Regions from separate parts of the Homo sapiens genome. Here region 2 is linked to region 1. A link is an interaction called in ENCODE POLR2A ChIA-PET data of the cell type or tissue named here. Cell type or tissue: B cell. All regions are shown on one strand. Region 1 overlaps CBFA2T2 (CBFA2/RUNX1 partner transcriptional co-repressor 2). Region 2 has its middle 15 kb from the start of CBFA2T2.

Region 1 (8,000 bases):
CAACCATTTTGAACTTGTGTAGATTGTTCCCAGCAGCATTACTAAATAGCCAAAAATTGGAAACAATCCAAATGCCCATTAACTGGTGAATAGATAAGCATAATGTGTATTCATCAGTAGAATACTACTCAGCAGTAAAAAGGAGTGAATCTTGATACATGGTACAGCATGAAGCTCAGAAATATTTTGCTAAATTAAAGAAGCCACAAAAGATGACATATCCTTTCATTTATGTGAAATGTCCAGGAATAGCGAATTTATAGGGACAGTGAAAGCAAGATTAGTAGTGGTTGTCTAGGGCTGTAAAGGGACATGAGGGATCTTTTAGGGGTGATGAAAATGTTCTAAAATGGAATTGTGATGATCGTACAACTGTAAATTTACTAAAAATCATTGACTTGTACACTGAAAATAGGCAAATTTTATGGTCTGTATATTATACCTCAATAAAACTTATTTAAAATGTTGGCAGGGGCAGAGGGACAACAGGTTTTTTCCCCTGCTGCAAAGGAGTAGTCCAAGTACAGCACATGTCTGCAGATGGCATTTATGTATAATAGATGGCTGCTGCTTTTTTTTTTTTTTTTTTTTCTCTAAATCAGGTGTCCTGAGAGATTGGGACCAAGAGGGAGATAGAACACTGGCAGTTGGGGTTCATGTTAGGGTTTCAGACACATCAAAGACAGCATCCTTCTTTGTTTTAAGTTTATAAAATAGGGTTCAATAAATACCTGTCTTATAGAATTTGGACAGTTTTTTCCACATAAAGCCTTCCAGAAGATACTAAGAGCTATAGATTTTAATAACTTAACAAATGTAATAACGTTCTACATTGTCTTTGCAAATAGGTGTATACCCCAAGTATGAATGATACCTTATTTTGGATGGGACAGGATGGTGAAAATGGCCACGATGTTTGGAAAAACCAGTTCAGGGGCAATAATTTTTAATACTTATTAGCAAAGTAGTCTTGAAATTATTAATTTTTTGTCAAAATCCTCCCATTAAAAAATTCTTGAAGACAGCATAATTTGATTTGAATACATCACATTTAATAGAAATTTAATTCACCCTTTCAGACTTTAACTCCCCTCCCCCTATTTTAATTAAATGGAGGGATTGGCTTGGATTCTTTCTAAGCTAATGCTTTGTGGTTTGATCCTGTTAAATTTATTTTTTAAACAAACAGCATATTTTAATTTATTTACCCAACAAATAAGCATTAAACATGTTAATCAAGACACACCACCTGTCCTCAGAGAACAGTAATGGGTACATTTGGTCAACAAATAACTCAAAGTCTGAAGTACTAATGTGGTTATTTATTTATTTATTTATTTATTTATGTAGAGATGGAGTTTCGCTGTTTTCGCCCAGGCTGGAGTGAAGTGGTGCGCTGTTAGCTCGCTGCAACCTCCGCTCCCGGGTTCAAGCAATTCTCCTGCCTCAGCTTCCCTAGTAGCTGGGATTACAGGTTCGTACCACCACACCTGGCTAATTTTTGTATTTTTATTAGAGACGGGGTTTCACCACCTTGCCCAGGCTGGTCTCCAACTCCTGACCTCAGGTGATCCGTCCCCTCTCGGCTTCCCAAAGTGCTGGGATTACAAGCGTGAGCCACCACGCTTGGCCTTGATGTGGTCTTATCTGCTGTCAAGCTACATGAGTTGGAAGCTACATGAGTTGGGGTGGAGAGTTGTCAATGCTGTTTCAGGAATCATTGCTCCTAAAGGGGAGCCATAAGTCTTTAAGTATGGATAGTTTTCCAGGTGAAGAGCTCATTCGACGGAAGTGTTCATAGTGAAAGAAGGAAATCAGTTGGTGGTCTCATTTGAGTAGAGTAACTGTATATCCCTTACTTAAAATATACAATTAACTGTTGGTTTATTCCAGCAAGTGAAATTTTTGACTTCCATTTATTTTCTGTGCTTTTTTTTTTTTTTGAGATGGAGTTTCGCTGTTGTCGCCCAGGCTGGAGTGCAATGGCGTAATCTCGGCTCACTGCAACCTCAGCCTCCTGGGTTCAAGTGATTCTCCTGCCTCAGCCTCCCAAGTAGCTGGAATTACAGGCATGCACCACCACGCCCAGCTAATTTTGTATTTTTAGTAGAGACGGGGTTTCTCCATGTTAGTCAGGCTGGTCTCGAACTCCCGACCTCAGGTGATCTGCCTGCCTTGGCCTCCCAAAGTGCTGGGATTACAGGTGTGAGCCACCACACCCAGCTCTGTGCTTTTGTTCCATCAATGTTTTGTTGTTGTTGATTGATTCTCTCTCTGTCACCCAGTCTGGAGTGCAGTGGTGTGATCTCAGCTCATTGCAACCTCCACTTCCTGGGTTAAAGCAATTCTTGTGCCTCAGTCTCCCATCGTAGCTGGGATTACAGGCGTGTGTCACCACGCCCGGCTAATTTTTGTATTTTTAGTAGAGACGGGGTTTCACCATATTGGCCAGGCTGGTCTTGAACTCCTGACCTCAAGAAATCCGCCCACCTTGGCTTCCCAAAGTGCTGGGATTACAGGTGTGAGTCACTTCTCCTGGCCTGTTCCATCAACTTTTAAAAATCTTCTATCACTATTAAGTTTAATTCTTGATTTTTTTTTCCTTTTTCTCTTCTTGCCCTCCCTGCCCTTTTTTTTTCTGCTTACGTAAAATTCTTGATTTTAAATGATGGTCCACAGCTGCTGTAGTCTGACTTGTGTCCCATAAGGGCTGATGACTCAAACATCAGAATTGTTGTTCAGTTTTAATTTTCAAGATCACTTTTGAGTTTGATTGCTTCCCTGGTTTTTTTTTTTTTTTAAGTTGACAAAATTTTTTCCAAGCTTTGTAATGCTCAGTGTGTGAAGCAAATACACAACCATTTATGAAGTCTTTAATAACTAATAAAACTGGAATCTACACATTGTCATATAAATTGGAAAATTAGAATATCTTGTTTGTGGAGAGCATTTTCAGGTTATTTGACTTAACAATGATGTTATGAGACTACATGGAAGAATAATTGGATCTTGAGCTGTTTAAACATGTGCTAAATAGAAAGAAACAAAGCTTCAGAGGACCTCAGGTGACACCTGGTCCTGTCTTCTGATTTTTGACAGATGAGAGTTTTAGGGATTTAGATAATTGGCTTAGTAATTGAATCAGTGAAACAGCTACTCCAGGCTCTTTCTGCTGAATTGTAAGGGGAAATCAGTGTCTCTTGAAATGTTTGCTGTAAAAAAAAGGAAGACACTATTTTCTGATCAGTTGTACATTTCAAATTCTAAACATTTTTTTGAGCATTGTTAAACACTGTCAAGCCGTGTGGATGTGAAGGTGAATAAGACAGAATAGTGAATAAGATAGCCTTTGTTGTCACAGGAGTTTGCAAGATTATCTAACATTTAGGAAGTGAGACAAATGGGCTTATGCTGTCCCCTGCACCCCAGCAAATGTGTGAAATGTCCCCTTGCTTGTCACTCCACTTCATCGTCCTTCTGCACGTTTAATGCTGTCCATACATGCTGACTTCCTCCTGCTTCTTTCTGCTAGTCATACCTTTTACCATCTCAGGGTTCCTATATTATTCTGTTCCCTCTGCCTGAAATACTTCTGAATATTCTTCATCTCCACCCCATCCCCCTTTTTAACCTGATCTACTTCTCCTCTGTCAAATTTCATTTCATCAGAGATTATGTCTATATAGCACACCCCTTAACTCTAGTCCCTGCTGTGAAGCTCATAGTTCTGGTTTTTTTCTTTATAGCACTTAGTATATATTATTATGTTTGTTTGTATGATAATTACATTACTTTTCTCAATAGACTGTAAGCTCCCTGAGAGCAGAGACTATTTTTCTTTACTGTGTCTCCTGCACTTAGTGTAACCTCAGTAGGTGTTTGAGTATTAGAACTTTTTTTTGTAAAGCTACGTTGTTGCTATAAATCAGAGTTTAGTTTATGTTTTTTGTTTTAGAGGGAGTTTCACTCTGTTACCCAGGCGGGAGTGCAATGGTGCACAGTCTTGGCTCACTGCAGCCTCCACCTCCCGGGTTCAAGCAGTTCTCCTGTCTCAGCCTCCCGAGTAGCTGGGACTACAGGTGCACGCCACTACGCCTGGCTAATTTTTTGTGTGTATTTTTAGTAGAGACATGGTTTCACCATATTGGTCAGGCTGGTCTCGAACTCCTGACCTCAAGTAATCTACCAGCCTCAGCCTCCCAAAGTGCTGGGATTACAGGCGTGAGCCACCATGCCCAGCCAGAGTTTAGTTTTTTGTAAAGGGTCATATAGTGACCGTTTTTGGCTTTGTGGGCCACACGATCTCTGTCCCAACCCTGCTAATGCGGCAGGAAAGCAGCCATAGATAGACAATATGTAAAGGAATGGGCATGGTCCTTTTCCAGTGAAACTTTGTTTACTAAAACGCTAAGCAGGCTATAAGTTTGCTGACTTCTACTATAAATCATCATCCCCTGATCTTGTTGGACTTGAAAGCCCTTGTTATGCAATCTTGCAAATCCCCTCTTAGGGTTTTTTGAAAAATGATTTTATTTTTGTATGGTAGATGTTAAAGAGGTGATTTTTAAAAAGTCTGATCTTAAAGTAATGTAAAATACAATCTTAAATATATTAATTATATATTTTTAGTTTCTCCAGTTTACTAGTAGGCATATGCTTTTGTTAACTTTACATTTGTATTTAAGTAAAACATGATTCTTGATATTGATGTTAAAATAAAAAGATTGGTTTGGTTTTGGGATAGATTAAAATGTAGATTGAAATTTTACAATGCGTTTCATTTTCAAAAAAGACTATTTTTGCAACCTGATGCTTGAAATACCATATAATATTATTTTGTTCTTAAGTGACAGATGAAGAAACATTCCAGGTTGCTGTTTGCAGAACTTCTGTGCAAGTAAGGAGTTATTACAATGAAAAGCAAATTCACTATAAGCACCAGTGTTTATTTTTCTTACTTTTTTCTTTTTTTTTTTTTTTTTCAGACAGTGTTGCTCTGTCACCCAAGCTGGAGTGCAGAGGCATGATCTCAGCTCACTGCAGCCTTCGCCTCCTGGGTTCAAGTGATTCTCCTGCCTCAGTCTCCTGAGTGGGATTACAGGCTTGTGCCACCTGGCCCAGCTAGGTTTTGTATTTTTAGTAGAGACGGGGTTTCACCATGTTGACCAGGCTGTTCTCGAACTCCTGACCTCAAGTGATCTGCCCACCTCAGCCTCCTAAATTGCTGGGGTTACAGGGGTGAGCCACTGCGCCCGGCCTATTTTTCTTTTTTCTTTTCTTTTCTTTTCTTTCCTTTTCCTTTTTCTTTTCTTTTTTTTTTTTTTTTTTTTTTTGAGATGGAGTTTCGCTTTTGTTGTCCAGGTTGGAGTGCAGTGGAGTGATCTCAGCCTCCCAAATTGCTGGGGTTACAGGTGTGAGCCACTGCGCCTGGCTGTTTTTCTTTTTTAACGTTGTTTGAAAGTCTAGAATCATTTTTATGTGCTAGATGAGAGATTTGATCTGATAAATCAAACTCAGATGTCTGCATCTCAAGTGTATTTGTAGAATTATTTTTCTGTTTTCTATTAATTTAGATTGAATGTCAGAGTACCCATTATAGGTATTAAAATGAATATTACATAAGAAAAAATAACAACTTAAAAATGTTCAGAATTGTTTAAATAAAAACTTTAGACAGACATTTAGCAGAATTTAGGTGAGCATTAAAGGATTCAGGCAGCATTCAAAACTGGAAGAAGTTCAGAGAGCTCTGCTTTAGAAGCAGGCTTTTATAGGCTGAACGCTGTAGCAAAGTAAAGGAATTACTTGATTGGCTGTAGCTAGGCACTTGCCTTATTTGGATATGATCCAGTGGAAAGTCCCTAGTTAGAGGTTTGTTTTTGATTGGTTAAGCTTAAGTTTCATTTTATGTTTACATTGGGCTTCAGTTTGCTTACTAGGCACTGGAGCCAGCTGTCTCAGCCTAATGGCTGCCCAATTTAAAAAAAAAAAAACATTAAAATGGCATGTAGTTGTCATCATCAGAGTAAGAAACCAAAGAAGAGACCGTCATGAATGGGATCATTAGATCATGGACTGACACACATGTTCACTTAATACCCACAAGAGTGTCTTCACACTTTTTTGTCATGGATGGGACTTGTTTTCTGTTTTTTGTTTTGTTTTGTTTTTGATACAGTAAAATACTTAGGAGTTCTTGCAACTTTCTATAAGTTGTTTACATTTTACTCCAATTGCTTTATCATTGTGTGTATTTTGGAGGTACAGTTTTTTTCCTGAACCACTCTGAAAGTGGAAATATGCCCTTTTATCCCTAAATACTTAAATGCATATTTCCTGAAATCAAAGGCATTTTCTTACATAACCACACATAACCACAGTACAATTATCAAAATCAGAAAATGTAATAATGATACCATACTATTAACCTGATTCACAGACTATATTCAGGTTTTATAAATTATTTCAATAATGTCTTTTATAGCTCTTATACCTCAATCCAATTCAGTCTGTCATCACACACTGAATTTAACTGGCATGTCTCTTTCTTCCTTGCCTTTCCCCTTTCCTCTTTCCTTTTTTCTTCTTTCTTAGAGACAGGGTCTCATTCTGGTGCCCAGGCTAGGGTGCAGTGGTGCAATAATGGCTCACTGCAGCCTTGACCTCCTGGACTCAGGCAATCCCCCAACCTCAGCCTCCTGAATACTTGGGAATATAGGCACATGCCATTATGCCTGGCTAATTTTTTTTACTTTTTGTAGAGATGGAGTCTCACTACGTTGCTCCGGCTGGTCTCGAACTCCTTACCTTAAGTAAGCCACCTTCCTTGGCCTCCCAAAGTTTTGGGATTACAAATGTGAGCCACTGCGGCTCTTTAATTTTTCTTATTCTAAAACAGTTCTTCAGCCTGCCTGCCTCCTCTTCTCCCCTCCTGGTACTTTTCTTTTCTTGACCATTCCAATTTTGAATACAGACCAGTTGTTCTGTACTTAGTTTGGGTTTCGTTGCCGTTACCTTATGATTACATTAATGTTACGAATTTCAGGCTGGAATACTATAGAAGGGATGTATTCTCCTTAATGCCTCATTTAAGGAGGCACATAATCAGTGTGTCTCAATATTAGTGATTGGTTAATCATTGTATTAAGGTCATGTCTGCCAGGTTACTCCACTGCAAAAATTACTATCCTCTTTGTGATTAATAAGTAATTTGTTGGGTATATTTAGAGATGATGAAGTTGTCCTGTTTTTCATTAGTTTTCTATTCACTAGTAGTCTCAGCATCTAGTGGTGATTTTCTTTTTTCTAATTTTTAATTTTTTTTTGTAGAGACAAGGTCTCACTATGTTGCCCAAGCAGATTTTGAACTCCTGGCCTAAAGTGATTGTTCCACCTTGACCTCCCAGAGTGCTGACATTATAAGCATGAGCAGCTGCACCCTACTAGTGGTAATTTTCTAATTCCATCATTGTTTCTGCATTTACATATTGGCATTCTAATGAAGGAATGCTTTCCTTTCTTCCTTGTTGATTGGTTAAAAAAATTAAATATGGATTATGCTCTAATCCATTACTATCATTATTTATTTTGATGCTTAAATTGTTGCACAATTCCAGTGGTAGTCCCTTCTAACTGGCTTTAGTGTTCTTTTGACATACCCCTGTCATTTTTGAGCAGTCTCTTACTTTCTTGCCCAAGGTGTTGCATGCTTATCTTTTTTTTTTTTTTTTTTTTTTTTTTTTGAGACAGAGCCTCACTCTGTTGCCCCGGCTGGAGTGCAATGGCATGGTCTTGGCTCACTGCAACCTCCGCCTCCTGGGTTCAAGGGATTCTTCTGCCTCAGCCTCCCAAGTAGCTTGGATTACAGGTGCCTACCACCACGCCTGGCTAATTTTTGTATTTTTAGTAGAGACGGGTTTTCACCATGTTGGCCAGGCTGGTCTCGAACTGCTGACCTTGTGATCCGCCTGCCTTGGCCTCCCAAAGTGCTGGGATTACAG
Region 2 (8,000 bases), 78 kb before region 1:
TTTATTTATTTATTTTTTTGACATACGGTCTCACTCTGTCACCCAGGCTGGAGTGCAGTGGTGCGATCTCGGTTCACTGCAACCTCCACCTCCCAGGTTCAAGCGATTTTCCTGCCTCAGCCCCTGAGTAACTGGGATTACAGGCACGCGCCTCCACGTCTGGCTAATTTTTGTATTCTTAGTAGAGACGGGGTTTCACCATATTGGCTGGGCTGGTCTCGAACTCTTGACCTTGTGATCCGCCCCCCTCAGCCTCCCAAAGTGCTGGGATTACAGGCATAAACCACCGTGCTCAACCCTAATTTTGTTTTTTATTTTCATGCTTTTTTTTTTTTTTTGAGACGGAGTCTTGCTCTGTTACCCAGGCCAGGCTGGAGTGCAGTGGTGCGATCTCCGCTCACTGCGACCTCCGCCTCCTGAGTTCAAGCAATTCTCCTGCCTCAGCCTCCTAAGTAGCTGGGACTATAGGCGCCCACCACCACATCTGCCTGGATTTTATATTTTTAGTAGAGACGGGGTTTCACCATGTTAGCCAGGATGGTCTCGATCTCCCGACCTCGTGATCCACCCGCCTCGGCCTCCCAAAGTGGGGATTACAGGCGTGAGCCAATATGCCCGGCTCACACCTCTAATCCCAGCACTTTGGGAGGCCGAGGCGGGTGGATCACCTGAGGTCAAGAGTTCGAGACCAGCCTGGCCAACATGGCAAAACCCCAATCTCTACTAAAAATACAAAAATTAGCCAGGTATGGTGGCAGGCGCCTGTAATTCTAGCTACGTGGGAGGCTGAAGCATGAGAATTGCTTGAACCTGGGAGTCAGAGGTTGCAGTGAGCCGAAATTGCACCACTGCACTTCATCCTGGTCAACAGAGCAAGACTTAGTCTCCATTTCAGAGTCATTATAGGCATGAGCCACCATGCCCAGCTCACTAATTTTTTTTTTTAAGAGACTGGGTCTCGGGCAGGCGCGGTGGCTCATGCCTGTAATCCCGGCACTTTGGGAGGCCGAGGTGGGTGGATCACCTGAGGTCAGGAGTTCGTGACCAGCTTGACCAATATGGTGAAATCCTGTCTCTACTAAAAATACAAAAATTAGCCAGGCATGGTGACATGTGCCTATAGTCCCATCTACCCAGGAGGCTGAGACAGGAGAACTGCTTGAACCCAGGAGGCAGAGGTTGCAGTAAGCTGAGATTGTGCTACTGCCCTCTAGCCTGGGCAACAGAGCAAAACTCCTTCTCAAAAACAAACGAAAAAGAGACTGGGTCTCATTCTGTCGCCCAGGCTGGAGTGCAGCAGCTACTCATAGGCACAGTTATAGCTCATTGCAGCCTCAAACTCCTAGTGATCATCCTGTCTCAGCCTCCGTAGTAGCTGGGACTGCAGGCGTGCACCACCGCGCCCCACTGATCACTGAGACTTTTGCACCCCAGAAGCTTTCCTTCATCTAGAAGTTTCCTGATAGATTAGAATTTCAAGGCTTCTGAGTTCTATTAGTTAGAATTTCACAACCAGAGAATTCTATTGATTAGAATTTTATGGCACCACAGAAATATTGATTAGCATTTCATGGCCATAGAATCCTATTACTCAGAATTTCATGACTTGAGAGTGCTATTGATTTGAATTTCATGGCATCTTGATGTTCCAGCAATGCAGGCGTCCCCAGATACCCACATAAATTGCTCAGATCTCTGCTCAAACTGTCGTTTTCCCAGGGAGGCCTTCCCTGACCTCCTTATTGCAAATTGTCTGTCTGCCACCTGCTTTGTTTTTTTCCATGCTGTTTATCACCACTTAACAATATGTCACATACATTACTTACTCCTCCTCGGCTAGAATGTAAGAAGCTCTAACAAGACAGAGATTTTTAAATTTTTCTTTTTTTTTTTTGAGACAGGGTCTCACCCTGTCACCCAGGCTAGAGTGCAGTGGCACAACCATAGCTCACTGCAGCCTCCATCTCCTGGGCTCAGGTGATCCTCCCACCTCATCCTCCTGAGTAGCTGGGACTACAGGCATGCAGTCACTATTTTAAAAATAATTATATAAACCGGGCCTGGCACTGTGGCTCACACCTCTACTCCCAGCACTTTGGGAGGCCGAGGCAGGTGGATCACCTGAGGTCAAGAGTTCAAGACCAGCCTGGCCAACATGGCAAAACCCCAATCTCTACTAAAAATACAAAAATTAGCCAGGTGTGGTGGCAGGCACCTGTAATTCTAGCTATGTGGGAGGCTGAGGCATGAGAATTGCTTGAACCTGGGAGTCAGAGGTTGAGGTGAGCTGAGATTGCACCACTGCACTTCATCCTGGTCAACAGAGCAAGACTCAGTCTCAAACAAACAAACAAACAAACAAACAAAAAACAGTAGTGACTGTTAAGTTGTCTACCTGCCTTCTCTAGCATGCTCCACCCCCACTCAATGTTTCAATTCATGGGTGGAGAGGGGAGTCACTGTGCCCGTCTCCCTAAAAAATAGGTCTCACCTGAGATGAGATCTACACTCCTAGGACAGGGAAAGGAATTGAAATGATGCAGACGGATGAGTCCAGAAAGGGATGTCCTAGCACCTGGAACCTACTCATTTTTCAGATCTCGAATGTTACCATCACCTGCTCCAGGAAGCTCTCCCTGACAGCCAGGTTAACTTTGCTTCCCTGTCAAATGCTCTTCAAGCTCCCCACACTCTGTTCACAGGACTCTGTACTGTTTGCATTTAATTATGTATTTATTTGAGGCAAGATTTCTCTCTGTCACCCAGGCTGGAGTGAAGTGGTGCAATCTCATTTCACCACAGCCTCCACCTCCCAGGCCCAAGTGATCCTCCCACTTCAGTCTCTTGAGTAGCTGGGACCACAGGCATTCACCACCATGCCCAGCTATTTTTCTTACCTTTTGTAGAGACAGGGTGCCACCATGTTGCCCAGGCTGGTCTCAAACTCTTGGGCTCAAGCAATTCTCCCACCTCAGCCTCTCAAACTGCAGGAACTACAAGCGTGAGGCACCACACGTGCCCTTTTACTGTTTGTATTTAGAGATGTGCTGGATGACTGATTGATGTCTGCAGACAAGGACCATATCTAGTTTGTAACTCCTACCTAGACCAGTGCCTGGCACACAGTGCATACGTGTAGAATGAATGCATGAATACCACATCACATTCTTGCAAGCAGGATGCAAAAAGACCTGCTGGGCATAAGAGCTGCCAAGGATCAGGGGATGCCAGAGGGAGGAGGACCTTCGGGGAACTGAGAGTTTGGATTCCAGCTGCCCCTCCAGAGCCAGCTCCTGGGTAAGAGGCCAACTAGAGAAGGGATAGGCAGACCGTGTGCGGTGGTTCAAGCCTGTAATCCCAGCACTTTGGGAGGCTGACACGGGCAGATCACCTGAGGTCAGGAGCTCAAGACCAGCCTGGCCAACATAGTGAAACCCCATCTGTATCAAAAATTAAAAAATGGGGCCAAGCATGGTGATGTGCACCTGTAATCCCAGCTACTCGAGAGGCTGAAGTGGAGAATCACTTGAAGCTGGGAGGCGGAGGTTGTGGTGAGCTGAGATCGTGCCGCTGCACTCCAGCCTGGGTGACAGGGCGAGACCGTATCTCAAAAAAAAAAAAAAAAGAGAGAGAAACAGACTAAACCATATACCATACTGGCGCTGAGACCTGTGGCTCCTGATGCTGTCACAGCAATCAGCCATGCACAATTTGAGCAAACAGACAATACATAACGACACGACACGGGTGGCTGTGTTTCAACAAAACTCTCCTAATTACACTAAAGTTTGAATTTCACATATCTTTATCGGTTGGGGAAAAGTCTCCCAATCCCAGAGATTAAGTGTTCAGTTTAAAGTAAGGGTGAGAGCCTCAGGTGGAAGAGAGACCCTTTTTTTCCCACCCCTGAGATGTTAGACAAGTCCCTTAACTGCTCTGAGCCTGGAGCGCCTGGTTTGGTAAAGGGTCTAATAAAAGTCCTTGACTCCCAAGGCGGTCGTGAGGATTAACTGAGATAACACCTTGAGCTCCAGCCAGGTGGGCTCAGCATGAGCTACCGGATTGCTATTGTTGGTAATAATTATTATTACTATTACCAGGGGGACTTTGAGAGGAGCAAACGGAAGGACGCATGCAAATCCTCTTGTGCAATGTCTGGCACCAAGGAGACCTTCCTAACCTCCCCTGTTCTGCAAACCCGTTCCCACCCTAGGTCATTCCAGACGGTCCACCCCAGCATCCTTCACTCTCCCCTCAACCCCCTCAATGCTCTCCTCCTCCCCACGATCCCTGGCTCAGACCAGAGGTGGTCATGGCAGCTGGCCAGGGTGCAGAGAGGGCCAGGCACAGAGGGAGGAGGGTTCCAACCAGGCCCCCCGCCCATTGTCTGAGCCTGCCAGCCCGCCAGCCAGCTGATGTCCTGGGTCTCCGACACCAGCTGGCCAGCCCCACCCCCACCCCAATACCCCCTCCTCCCAGGTCCCTCCCTGTCACTCAGCCTCTGCCCCCATCCGCCCACAGCCCAGAAAGACTCAGGGTGTGACCAGAGGGTCTGAGCTTTTGTCCCCCAAATCGGAGGCTGATTTGCATCTTTTAGCAATTTGCACACCCCATTCATTTGTGTAGAGCTAGACTGCCACAAAGCCAGCCTGGTCCTTGGGGCTTATTTATTTGAGTGGGGTTATAAAATGTGATTTTGGGTGTTCCCTTTCAGCCTTCAGCACTTCCTCATTCTGGGACTTTGCTCAGTGGCTTCACCACTGTTCCTTATCTGTAAAACGGAGGCAACACTTTCCTATACAGTGGTTGCGAGGAGTAAGATGTGTGTGATGTGCCTGGAATAAAGTGGGTGTTCAACAAACAAGAGCTGTTATTATCTAAACATCCTCCAGAGTTAACTGTTAAAACCTGTGCTGGCCTGGCGCAGTGGCTCATGCTTGTAATCCTAGCACTTTGGGAGGCCGAAGTGGGCGGATCACGGGGTAAGGAGTTCGAGATCAGCCTGGCCAACATAGTGAAATCCCGTCTCTACTAAAAATACAAAAATTTGGCCGGTCACAGTGGCTCACACCTATAATCCCAGCACTTTGGGAGGCTGAGGCAGGTGGATCACGAGGTCAGGAGTTCGAGACCAGCCTGGCTAACATGGTGAAACCCCGTCTCTACTAAAAACACAAAAAATTAGCCGGACGTGGTGGCGGGCGCCTGTAATTCCAGCTACTTGGGAGGTTGAGGCAGGAGAATCGCTTGAACCTGGGAGGCAGAGGTTGCAGTGAGCTGAGATCGTGCCATTGCACTCCAACCTGGGCAGCAAGAGTGAAACTCCGTCTCAAAAAAAAAAAAAGAAAATCAAACAAACAAAGAAAAATTAGCCGGGCATGGTAGCGCGAGCCTGTAGTCCCAGCTAATAGGGAGGCTGAGGCAGAAGAATCGCTTGAACCCGGGAGGCGGAGATTGTGGTGAGCCGAAATCAAGCCACTACACTCCTGCTTGGGCAACAGAGCGAAATAAATAAAATAAAATAAAAGGAAAGGAAACATGTGCTGTCCATTGGGTGGCCACTAGGCTATTTAAATTTCAATTAATTAAAATTAAATAAAATTGGTACTTTAGTTCCTCAGTTGCACCAGCCAAATTTGAAGTGCTCGACAGCCATGTGCGGTGGCTATCATACTGAGCTGCACAGATCACTGCAGAATGTTCTCTGGGATAGTGCTGATTCAAACCCTCTAATTCTCCAGAGTTTTTCTCCCTTTTCAGAATAGGGCTCTCTTCTCTGCAGCCTTTCTTCCCCTCACCCCCAACAAGGCCCATCGAGGCACAGTAATCTGCCCCACCCCACCCCCACTGTATCCTCTGGGCATAGATTCCAAAACCCCCAGTGGGTGGCTGAAACTGCAAATAGTTCCTAACCCTCCATAGTTTGTACTTGCAATGACCTTGGTGCGAAGGTGTTCTTTTGTTCTCTGCAGGGCCTGCACCTGGGATGGAGGCTGGAGAACAGGTGTGGAGCTGTGCCCTGGGGCACCGAGGGGATAGGCTCAATTGTTGGTGTTGTAAAGCAAACAACTGCACCCAACTCTGTCCCAGGCGCCAGCAGAAGCCTCCACCTTCGGAGGTGGACGAGGGAGGGAAGCCCTGGGGAATTGTGGGCCCTGTCCCCACTATCTCCCAGAGGCAGTTTAAGATCACATAATAAGTCTGGGCCTGGAATGAACAGTTTCCAGCACAGCTGACACCTGGGGCAGGTGCTCCAGATGGGAGGCCCAGAGTGCAGGGGGAGGAAAGGCTTGGCAACCTCACAAAGGCCAAGGCTCATCTGCACTGGAGGCTGTGGAAGGTGCGAATAAGTCACATTCAGATTATTTCAACCTATACACATTCCACATCCACTGTGGCCCCAACACCACCAGCAGAGAAAAGCAGGAGTGGAGAAACCCCAATCCTATCTACACCCTCATGCAGACATCCCAAAGTTAACATCCCCAGACCTGAACTCCTGCTTTCGCCCTTGGCATGTGTTTGTTCATCCCACAGCTGTCACCACCTCAGCCTGTGGCTGCTCCATCCTTTCAGCTGCTCAGCCCAGAACCTTGGAGTCACCCTTCATCCTGCTCTTTTCCATACCCCACAAACAAGCCATCAGCAAACTCCACCATCTCCACCTTCAAACAGAACACACATCCAACCCCTACTCACCATCTCTACTGCCACTACCTTGTTCCAAGCCATCACGGTCTCCCTCCAGAATCACCCAGTGGTTTTCCACCGTTGCCTCCCCTGGCATACCCTTCTCTCTAGAGGGATGATCATGTCGCTCCTTTGCTCAAAACTATCTAGAGGCTCTGAAATTTGTGGAGAACAAATTCAAATTCCTGGCAGAGCACAGTGGCTCAAGCCTATAAACCCAGCACTTTGGGAAGCCAAGATAGAAGGATTGCTTGAGCCCAGGAGCTCTAGACCAGCCTGGGCAACATAAAGAGACCTTGTCCCTACAAAAAATTTTAGCTGGGTGCAGTGGCTCATGCCTGTAATCCCAGCACTTTGAGAAGCCGAGGCGGGCGGATCACGAGGACAGGAGTTCAAGACCAGCCTGGCCAACATAGTGAAACCCCGTCTCTACTAAAAATACAAAAATTAGCTGGACATGGGGGCATGCGCCTGTAGTCCCAGCTACTTGGGAGGCTGAGACAGGAGAATCGCTTGAACCCAGGAGGTGGAGGTTGTGGTGAGCGGAGATCACGCCACTGCACTCCAGCCTGGGCAACAGAGTGAGACTCTGTCTCAAAAAAAAAAAAAAATTTAAAATTAGCCAGGTGTGTCTGTGGTCTCAGCTACTCAGGAGGTTGTGATGGGAGGGTCACTTGAGCCCAGGAGGTCAAAGCTGCAGTGAGCCATGATCGTGCCACTGCATTCCAGCCTGAGTGACAGAGTGAGACCCAGTCTCAAATAAATACATTAAATTAAATTAGAAATAAAAAATAAAGTCAGATTTCTTACTATGGCCTACCAGGCCCCACGTTATCTGGCCGCAGTCCCCTTTCTCAGTCTCTGCTGTATCCTGATGTCCTTTCTGTGCAGCCATCTTTCTGCCTCCGGGCCTTTGTTCCTGCTACCCTTACTCAGCCTGGCGGCTGTCTTACCTTCTCCAGGTTTTAGAGTTTAATTAACACCTCCTTAGAGAACACTCTCTCTGCTTCCTTATATAAAGTAGCACTTGGCCGGGTGCGGTGGCTCACACCTGTAATCCCAGCACTTTGGGAGGCCAAGGCGGGCGGATCACTTGAGGTCAGGAGTTCGAGACCAGCCTGGCCAACATGGCAAAACCCTGTCTCTACTAAAAATACAAAGTTAGCCGGACGTGGTGGCACATGCCTGTAATCCCAGCTACTCGGGAGGCTGAGGCAGGAGAATCGCTTGAACCCAGGAGGCCAAGGTTGCAGTCAGTCGAAATCGCACCACTGCACTCCAGCGTGGGCAACAGAGCAAGACTCTGTCTC

What was found. Peaks named below come from ENCODE experiments on the same cell type or tissue, not always from the same donor. Only the 100,000 strongest peaks of a DNase experiment are listed, where the experiment ranks them.
Region 2: POLR2A ChIA-PET joins it to region 1 with 12 read pairs; 15 of 35 experiments call an interaction of 5 or more read pairs at or near these places.

Annotation. Positions count from the first base shown.
Region 1 is chr20:33,549,291-33,557,290 of GRCh38, forward strand. The region is part of intron 1 of CBFA2T2 (CBFA2/RUNX1 partner transcriptional co-repressor 2); the gene reads left to right. Among named protein-coding and RNA genes, the nearest start is that of CBFA2T2, 63 kb to the left of the region's middle. RefSeq lists enhancers at 5,890-6,049, 7,795-8,000. In B cell, no CTCF peak of the experiment used is centred here; DNase peaks (open chromatin) are centred at 3,553 and 5,871; H3K4me3 peaks cover 1,200 bases; H3K27ac peaks cover 3,885 bases.
Region 2 is chr20:33,471,518-33,479,517 of GRCh38, forward strand. No RefSeq gene overlaps it. Among named protein-coding and RNA genes, the nearest start is that of CBFA2T2, 15 kb to the right of the region's middle. RefSeq lists an enhancer at 5,574-6,489. In B cell, no CTCF peak of the experiment used is centred here; a DNase peak (open chromatin) is centred at 4,754.